Regions from separate parts of the Homo sapiens genome. Here region 1 is linked to region 2. Evidence: chromatin contacts called from ENCODE Hi-C or POLR2A ChIA-PET data. All regions are on one chromosome and are shown on one strand. Each heading gives the region's core, a stretch centred on a gene start or an enhancer-like site at or near the end of the contact. The rest is flanking DNA. Distances are from core to core; before and after follow the strand shown.

Region 1 (4,802 bases), core at 41-2,540, 300 kb after region 2:
TGGAAAACTTTGGGCTGGTAGATTTCATGATTCTGACGCTGTATGTCCTCTTGAGTTACAGTGAGTGATGAGGCCAAATCGCAGGGTGGATGATGTGCTTTTTTTGGGCTAATAGGTGTTAAGGAGGCATGCTGTCCTTTGGCGTTAAGACAGATCATTTCCTCAGTTGGGTAATGTTTAAGGAATCCACTAAATCCTTAAATATATGGCACACATAAGGAATGCAGAGCTTTTAGACACTCAGCCTTAACATGGGTTATTTTTTAGCATGGCTAATGGCTAAACTTGATTTCTACTGGGTTTGTTCAACCTATTTCTAACTTATAGGTAAAAGCCTGCTTTTTATCCTCTCCATCCTCATCACCTTTTTAGTTGTGTCTCTGCTTGATTCTTCTTGCATTCAGGTCTATATTGTATTATAAAAAGAAAGAGAGAGACAGAGAGAGAGAGAGAGAAGGAAAAGAAGAAGGAAAAAAAAACCACACACATTGAATGGGAAGGCAGGAGAGTAGAGCTCTGACCCCAGCTCTGTCATAGCCACCTGTGTGACTATTTGCAAGCATTTTCATCCATTCAACAAATACACACCAGGTACTGGAGATACAAAACTGTGAAAGACACGGTTCTTACCCTCACCACTTACAGTCAGGAGTAGAGAGTTAGGTACACAAATAGAATGTGAAATCACTTCTCCTTTCTGGGTCTTCATTTTACAAATGCAAGAGCCAGAACTGGGCCAGGTGATCATCAAGGTCCCTTCTGAGGCTAACATGCCATCATTCATGCAAAATTCATTAAACATCTGATAATCACTTACCTAAGTGAAAATTAGCAAACATTTCCCCTTTCTCCTTAGTTTGTAGGGGATGATATTGAAGACGAATGAGGCGATGTCTACAAAATGCTTTAATAAGCAAGTTGGAGAAAGAGATTATGTAAGTTTGAGGCATTATGATTAATGAAAAATGAAAACAAGGGCTGATGTTTTCAGAGAGAGAACAGATGGTTCCTTTGTTCAGAATTTGAGTATAAAAAAGAGAGGAAGAAAAGATACTTGCTATATTGTTTAGGCCCTGAATGTGAGTAACTTTAAAATGCCAAAACAATCTGGTTAGGAAAGTCCCATAGATTCAAAATAGCTCTTACAGTGATCAAACTATAATTAATATAACAAAAAAAAGACAGAAAAATACTAATAAGAAATGCCACAGTGACAGCTGACACAACCTGACAAAAACTCCTATTTTTACAACAACTCTAGAAACTTGATTTTTTCTGTTCTCAGGAGTTATACCACACTGTAAAACAAACTAGTGAGAACCGATTTAAAACTGTTTCTACCGTTCCCCCTACCCCTCAGGTTATTTTAGTTTCCCATGACTCATAAAGGAAATCTTCAGGATTCACAAGAAATTGGCAATTCTTTTCCATCTTTGCTGTTGAGTATTGATAGGAAAACAGCATAGTTTGGGGCAATTTAAGTAGAGAACAAACCTCCGGGGGCTTGGGGTGGTGTCTCAGAAGGCCGGATCTGGGAAGGGCCTTTGAAAAGCTTGCACGGAAAGCTGCGAAATAAATCGTTTCTTTTTCTCTTTCTTTACGTTCTAAAATCTCGTGATCTGTTTCTACAATACACAGGCTAATTGATGTTATCCTTTTGGCATGATTCTTGCTGTCCTGGGGTCTATCACTTGCAGGCTATGAGAATGAGGCCATAGACCACCACACTGGCAGCACTGAGCAAAAGGTGCTAGACCCTTCTGAGTTCAGGTGCTGTGTAACTGGTGCTGTGATTGGACAGGGTGACTAACCTCAGTCTCTCTGGGTGTAATTTCTTCACTGTGGAAAGAGGAGGCTAACTAGAAAGTTCACTCTGACACTAATCTGAGTTCAGGTCCACATCTTTTTTTTTAATTAATTATTTTATTTTTAAAATTTTTATTTTTTTGAGACAGAGTCTCGCTCTGTCGCGCAGGCTGGAGAGTAGAGGCACAATCTCTGCTCACCACAACCTCCACTTCCCGGGTTCAAGCGATTCTCCTGCCTCAGCCTCCTGAGTAGCTTACAGGTGCCCGTCACCACGCCCGGCTAATTTTTGTATTTTTAGTAGAGGTGGGGTTTCACCGTGTTGTGCAGGCTGGTCTCGAACTCCTGGCCTTAAGATATCTGCCTGCCTCGGCCTGCCAAAGTTCTGGGATTATAGAAGTGAGCCACTGCGCCCAGCGCACATACAATTGTAGGAAGGCTGAGAATGGCTTTTAATTTGGGAGCGTTTAAAAGCAAACATGCTTCCTCAAGACAACAGTAACAAAAAATTGACATCGTTGAGGTGGGAACTTCTTTAATGCTACCTGAGCCTCTTGCTGAAATGGTTCTATGCAGTTTTGCATAGCTAGGAGTGGTAAGCTCATTCACAGACATGGAAGAGGCAGAGTGGGCTTAGGGAGAGGCACCAGTCTAGTGGTCCAACTTGGGTTCTGGGTTCCAGTCCTGCTTCTGCTACTAACCCCATGAGACCTTGGAATGCCCATCTCTAAGGTTTCTTTCAGAGCTGAATCACTGTTTGGTCTGTGATTCATCAAAGCAATTAGAAGACTATGCCTCTCCTTCAAGACCAAGACTTTGGTCAGAATACTCCCTAGGGACTTTCTCACTGTGTGTGGCACTCTTCTCTATTAGACGCTTTATTCATTCTCCATTGTATTAGAGTCAAAAGTATGATTGTTTGTTGTAGAGGTGCCTTTTCCGTGTCATCTCTGATAATCTACCCCTCTCTCTCTGAGTAACCTAGGCTTTTAAAACACATCTCCTTTGGCTTAATCACACTGCCTGGTGTCTACTCAGCATTATGTGTTTGTTGTCTGCCCTGAACTGTGAACTCAGCCATGTCCTGCTCATTTCTGAAGCCTCAGCATGTACATCGGTATCTGGTTCATGGTAGATTTTCAATGAATCTGAGTGAATGAATGATGGATGAATGATTTTGTATCTCCTTACTAGGCATATGTTCCTTGAGGGCATGGACCGTGTCTAATGGGTGGCTACCTAGTGTCTCATTCTTGGTCCGTTGTTAGTGGTGATTTTTGTCCTCTTCTTTGCACTCATCATTCTAGGCTTGTATTAGGGTAAATTGTTAGCATAATTCTGCCTTGTTTCCCACCCTGCCCCCGCCTTTTTTTTCTTTTGAAACAGAGTCTTGCTCTGTCACCCAGGCTGGAGTGCAGTGACACAATCTTGGCTCACTGCAACCTCTGCCTCCCGGGTTCAAGCAATTCTCCTGCCTCAGCCTCCCAAGTAGCTGGGATTACAGGCACCCGCCACTACGCCTGACTAATTTTTGTATTTTTCATAGAGACAGGGTTTCATCATGTTGGTCATGCTGGTCTCGAACTTCTGACCTCGTGATCTGCCTGCCTCGGCCTCCCAAAGTGCTGGGATTACAGGCTTGTTTGCTTTTAAACAGTTTGTGGGCAGGGATGGTATTTTCTTATGATTCTATTCCTCACAGATCCTGGCCCAGAGCCATTAGCAGAGAAAATTCTCAGTAGATGTTTGCTGACCTAAACTTCATTCCACCACCTTTGCCTTCCTTTTGCCTTTTCACCTCCTCTTAGAAGGTACCTTATATGATAATGTCACCTATGCAATAAAGACCACAAAGTAAATTTAATAAAATAGAAGGCATGCTTCCCTCTTTTCTAACCCCACACTTTTTTTTTTTTAAGATCAAAATAACGTTGCATTTGTGTGTGCCCTGCTTTTATTTATTTATTTCTTTTGTAGACACGAGGTCTCACTATGTTGCCCAGGCTCTCTCCAACTACTGAGCTCGGTGATCCTCCCACCTCGGCCTTCCAAAGTGCTAAGATTATAGGTGTGAGACACCACACCCAGCCCAGCCCTGCTTTCACAAAAAACAAAATAATGATGAATATATTGTACTACCCTCACTGTTTTCATTTGTCTGTGAATGCTTTTTATTTTATCAGGAAAAGGAAAAATTTCTGTTTCTTGACTGTAATTGTTGAAATGTATTTTCAAAGTTTTTTACTTTATTTTTGGACTGATACCATAAAATCGTGTGAAATGATGTGAGGATTTTCTAATGGAGAAATGACTTAGAATATCCCTTGGATGTCCTATCTGCTTTTTAATTGTTTTATCATCCCAGACATGTTTCTCTATTCCTGTCTATTCTTTTATCTGTAAAATGAGGTTATTGAACTAGATGCTGTCTACAACTTTTTTTTTTTCTTTCATTAACATTAAATCTCTGGTACCTGAGAACATTGGGATCAGGCTGATATGTCTAGGTGTCTATTTCTTTGGTCTACCCTTCAAGTAGGAATGAAAACCCATAGAATTTCTGTAATTATCAGCCTCAATAACTTTCTAAAGCCTTTAGGAAGCAGATACCCTGCAATTTATCTCACTAATTTGTTTGTGATTAACACTCTCTGCCCCTTCTCATATCCCAAGCTCAGTGTTTTGATATTTAATTACAGGGAATTCTTTCCTCTTCATAGATGATATAGCAATTGTATTTCATTTCTCTTATCTGAAATCTCTGCTGACTTTCCATGTCTTATGAATTTAAATAGTCTAAATAGGGCATGAGATCTTAAATATTCCTTCCAGTTTCTACATTTTCTATTCAGCAACAACATTTTCCCTGGAAAAGGGTGAAAGCCTGTGAGTCCCCCACAGGGCAGGAGCACTGAATACACCCACATTTTCCTACCATCTGACATAGATGAGACACAAAGTAGGGACTCAGATGATTATTTAACTGAATCAACTGG
Region 2 (4,825 bases), core at 385-2,884:
CTTCACTTTCCCTAAGCCAAGGGACAATGAATGACCAAGATAAGCCTCCCTTTCCAACACTGGCCTGCCTTAGGGACTCACCGTCTGCACTCCGCCTGCACAGGTGGAACTGAGTTCAGATGAGGGAGAATTGCTTTCCATTGTTCAGTAGGCTTTTTGTAATTTCTAGTTTTGCTTACCTTTCCTACTCACCACACACACAAAACAGTGTGAGCTTTCTCATTCTAGTGCATAAACACAGGTCGGTCAATACCCACAAGTGTTCCAAAAGGTGAGCTGGCATTGCTGCCCAACTGGGCATTATAGTCCCTTCTGTCCCTGCCCATCAGGCTTGCCTTCCTCGGCAACCTTTCTAGCTTGAATTGTACTGTGACTCCTTCTCACGGACCACTCCCGGAGACTGGTGAAAGTTGGGCCCATTCTTGAAGCCTCTGCTTCTAAATCATGTTTTCCATAAAGTCTCCCTCATCGTGCTTGCTTCCACCTTCTCCTATTTGGAATTACTGGTGGGCTCTTCCACTGTCCCATAGCAAGTGTTCTATACATTCTGAAGGCACATTTGAATATATACTTTGTCATGGTTGCTTGGAACCATGTCGTCTTTTCCAAGTAGGCTGTGAACATTCAGTGGCATGGATCATACCGTGCCCATGTTAAAATTATTCACTGGCCTGACTAAAGGTAATCATAACTCTTGATGCCGACTAATACTGCAGACACTTTTCTTTCCTACGGCTTCTACACTGGGGAAGACATATGGGGCTATATAAGGGTTAAATAGAAGCTCTGTGATTCATTCAGTCCCACCCTAAAATGCTTCTTCCAGCTTCTGTTGACTTCTCCTGTTACCAAGCATAAAACAAACATTACTGTCTCCCTCTCCCTCATACCTATTTTCTTGGTCCCCTGGGTTGCACTCCCTTGCCAGGCTCTTTTCTTTCTGATCCAGCTTTCTTTGAACATATTTATTTGCGTTTCACTCAACACGTGTCTCAAATTGCATCACCAGTTTAATTTGAGTTTTAAGCTAAGATGCTAGAGCTTTTCTCTTTCCTGTCCCAACAAGTACTCTTCATTCATGTCTTTATTAATTCTTCAGATAACTAAACAGCAGCCAAGACTTTGAGGGATGCAAATTCGAAAGTGATCCCTTTCCTGACTGCAAGGTGATCCCCGTCTGGTAGGGGAGATAGGACATGCACAGAAATAGTTAAAATACCAGGTAGATGGCAATAGGAACCCTTAAAGGGCAGGCCAAGTAATCGAGTGTTCTATACACTCCTGAGGGGGGAGGGGTCATTCCTCTGGGAAGGAAAGAAGAGGGTAGGATTAGGAAAGACTTCACAGGGGAGGTGGCATTTGAAGTGGGCCTGAAAGAGTGAGGTTGGATTTCTACTTGCAGGGTAGGAGAATTAAGCAGAGGGAGAAACACACTAGCAAAGGCTGGAGATGGAAAAGTACAGGACGAGAAGAGTGAGTCGTTTGCCTGGGTTGCAGCACTGCATGCTCAGACGGGAGCACTGAGGAATACAGCTGAACAGGTAGGTTGAGATCCATGTTGCGGGGTGGAAAGGAGCCGGAAAGGACTGGCACAGGGAGACCAGTTGGGAGGCTTTTGCAACCTCCTGAATGAGAAGTGAGAGGGCGGTGGTAGTTAAGAAAAGTAGGATGGGTGTGAAAAATGTTTCAACAGAGATGCCTAAATTCTTCCAACTCACCTTGACTAATTCTGCTTAATAATGCATACACCTGTTTTCATTGCAAGCATTGTGCTACCTCTCCCTGCCCCCACTTTAGAAGCTTATCATTTTATCTTCCAGGTGCATGACTTTCTGCCCAATTACTTGTTTTCAACCCATCAGAGCAAGTCAAGCATGCATCTCAGAAGTCTCACTGTCACACTTGGCCTAGGTTGCCCCCGTGCACTGTCTCTGTTCTCAGTATTCTGCCTCTGCATACCCACAGAACAATAGCTCTAAGTTTCCCAGACCCTCGTGTGGAGGCTTGGTCAAAAGGCGAAACCTGAAGAAATACTTTAGCACAGGATGAAGGAGGAAGTGGCAGAAGGGTAAAACCAACCCCTGTCAAACTTCACCAAGTGGCTCTGCCCCGGACTCAGCTCCACCACATCCTACTCTTATTGGGAGGCCAAGCAAGAAGGACTAAGGTGACTGGGACCTGGGCAGTGGGAGAATGGGCAGTGGGAGAAAGATCATGAGGAAGCAGAAGGGGCTTTGTTTTGGTCCAGGGAACCAAATCCAGCACTATAACCGCCACCAGTCCTGGGAGTCACTGGCAGAAAAAATCAGAACAGGGAATGCAAAGGTGCTGCTCTGCCTCTACTGAGCACCCCTCCCCATCTCTAAGACTCATTCTTATATTCTATAAAATGGGGATTATGACATCCACCTGTGTGTCCTGTTGACCTGTTTGTAAAGGTAGAATAAGGTAAGTGAGTATGAAAGCACTTTAAACATGTAAAGCACTATATTACAGGCTTTTTCTCACTCAACTGACCCTAGTCATTAGGATGGGTAGACATGACAAGAAGGAAGAAGAATGCAGATGCCGGGGAGCAGAGACTGTGAACATCTCAATTTTGCATAACAGAACTATGGTGATTGGTCTTATGGAGCAGCTAGTCCAGGTTCTCATTTGACAAGGAAGCTAAAGCCCAAAGAGGGGAAATGAATGTTCCATGGTCAAGAGATGATTCAGAGGACAAACCCTGGTCCCACGGATGCCAGGCCAGTCCTTTCTCCACCCCACACCTCTGGTTGCCCAGTGTGAAGGTCTCTAGGATGGAGACCGCAGGCCCAGAGTCCAGGCGTGCTCAATTCCTGAATTACTGGTGAGTAAGTCACACAACTGAAACTAAGGAAGAGCTTAGCATGGGGCTGGATATCAGACACCATTTCTTTAAATCATTAGGTTTAGAATCCTGGATAACCATTTCCTAAGATCCAGAGCATTCATGTCCTGAAAAGGAAGACTCAGTTTCAAGTTTCCTATTGCCCTTTTCTCCTCTATCCCCATGAATTATTTGGGCTCTGTGATAGGAGAAAAACGGATGATTCCTCTGACTAGCTAGTAGCTGTTAAGTATCAAAGGCATAGCGAGTGGCAATCCTGCAACAAACATGTATAAGTACCTTACCTTGTTTCATCTTCATGACAACCCTGGTAGTAAATCATCTCAGTACTCTCAGTTAAACACACACACACACACATACACACACCCTGAGACTCATAGAACTCAAGTGTCTTCAGTCACAGGCCAGTGCCAGGTGGTGTCTCTCAAGACCTCCCCAAAGTACAGCAAGCGTTTTTATTTTAATAGGAAACAACAGCCTCTACTTCAAATGCTTTTAGAATGAGCTCTTCCATAGTATCAGAACTGTTGAACGACATGACTGTTTTACCCATGAGATTCTATAAATACAGACTCCCTCTGTTTCATCCACTAGTTTGTATGTTTCTGTCTTCTGATGAATTCATCATTGCACAAGCATTTTTGGAGGACAGCATTGTGCTGTGAGCTGAAGGGCTGAACCATACCCCTGCCTGCAGGGTTTTGAAGTCTGGTAGTTGTCCAGGGAGCATGTTGTCAGACAGCTCCAATCAGGAGAGGACAATTGTGTCACAAGAGAGGTGAAAACGTGTATGTGAGATATAGAGATAGGAGAGGGGAGAAGGGAATGTGTCTGCGTAACTAGAGGGTCTAGTGAGTTTAGGGAGGCAGGCAGGGCTGAGTTGTCTGGGCAGAGGGTAGGTTGAAGGAGGAAGAGAAGCTGGAGTTCAGGCCAGAAATAGTCTGGGGCTGATGTCTTGGGGGCTCTGAGGCTGTGCTAAGGTGCTTGCTTCTTCCCAGAGTTTGCCAGTCCTAGATGTGCGCAGACATAGGTGGTACCTTTGCATGACTTCTTAGAGCCTCAGTTTCCCCTTCTGTAAAATGGAAGACATGAATGTTGCCTCTAAGGGACCTGTGTGAGGGTGGGCCAGGGGAAATTGGTAGCACAATGCTTTGAACTCCTCCAGAATACGATGTGAAGGGAATGCAAATCACAGTTATTTATAATGGCAGCAAACTGAGATGCTGAGAAGACGTTGCTGCAGGCCGCCAAGCACTCCCTCTGGAAATCCTGAAAGCCTGCTACTGCAGGGCTGTGCCCAGATGCCAGCTGGAAGCAGGCTTATCTCTTCTCAGTTCCCGGTGCTTCTTCCGATCCTGCCAGGATGTTCCTCACAAAACAAACACTAATCTCCCTGCATAGTTCCACCTACAGAGGAGGAAGCTCTGCACCCTTCTGCCCTCCCCCTTTAGAAAACCAAGCTGAGTTCTAAACTCCCAGGTCGTGACAAGTTCCCATTTTGTGTCATCATTGCCTCACCAGGTAGCACTCTCAAGGCTAGACCTTTGGAGGCGGGAATGGCATGGCCTAGGAAACAATCTAATGTCTCGTTAGTCTCCTAAGACAGCCCTTCACTTCTGGAGCCGCCTCATCCTTGTGCCAAGCTTGTGTTGGGCACAAAGCACTCAGGCATCCAAGGAGGTAATGTGCAAGGCAGGGCAGTCAGGGGCGTGGCCCAGAAGGAGACACCGGGAGCAGGGTCCTAACATCCACACAATTTCGTTTTTTAACAAAGGAAGGAAAGGACCACATTGGTTTCAACTTTTTAATCTTTGAAAAAAAAAATGCGAACAGCACTCCCTTCACAAATATTGTCTCTTATGGGACCCTACCATATACAACTTGAGTTCACCCACTGGTGACTCTCTCAGGTACCCCAAAGGGATTCTAAAACAGTGTTTCTCAAACTTTGAT

What was found. A loop is a pair of places that touch in the nucleus more often than their neighbours do. ChIA-PET counts read pairs that join two places held with the same protein, here RNA polymerase II (POLR2A). Pooled maps may share reads with other maps.
Region 1: a loop to region 2 is called in a map of OCI-LY7, with 7 times the contacts of the local background. The contact joins two enhancer-like sites. A Hi-C loop is called at or near these places in 2 of 168 maps with a recorded cell type or tissue (OCI-LY7 and heart right ventricle) and 1 of 50 pooled maps. POLR2A ChIA-PET finds 5 or more read pairs at or near these places in 1 of 52 experiments (OCI-LY7).

The regions. Positions count from the first base shown.
Region 1 is chr3:188,241,946-188,246,747 of GRCh38, forward strand. All of the region lies in intron 2 of LPP (LIM domain containing preferred translocation partner in lipoma), which reads left to right. Among named protein-coding and RNA genes, the nearest start is that of FLJ42393, 66 kb to the left of the region's middle. Within about 2 kb of position 1,291, at least 4 of the 41 ENCODE cell types and tissues checked have a DNase peak (open chromatin) inside an H3K27ac peak, as active enhancers do; they include OCI-LY7, where a contact is called at or near this core.
Region 2 is chr3:187,942,982-187,947,806 of GRCh38, forward strand. No RefSeq gene overlaps it. Among named protein-coding and RNA genes, the nearest start is that of LINC01991, 31 kb to the right of the region's middle. Within about 2 kb of position 1,635, at least 3 of the 41 ENCODE cell types and tissues checked have a DNase peak (open chromatin) inside an H3K27ac peak, as active enhancers do; they include OCI-LY7, where a contact is called at or near this core.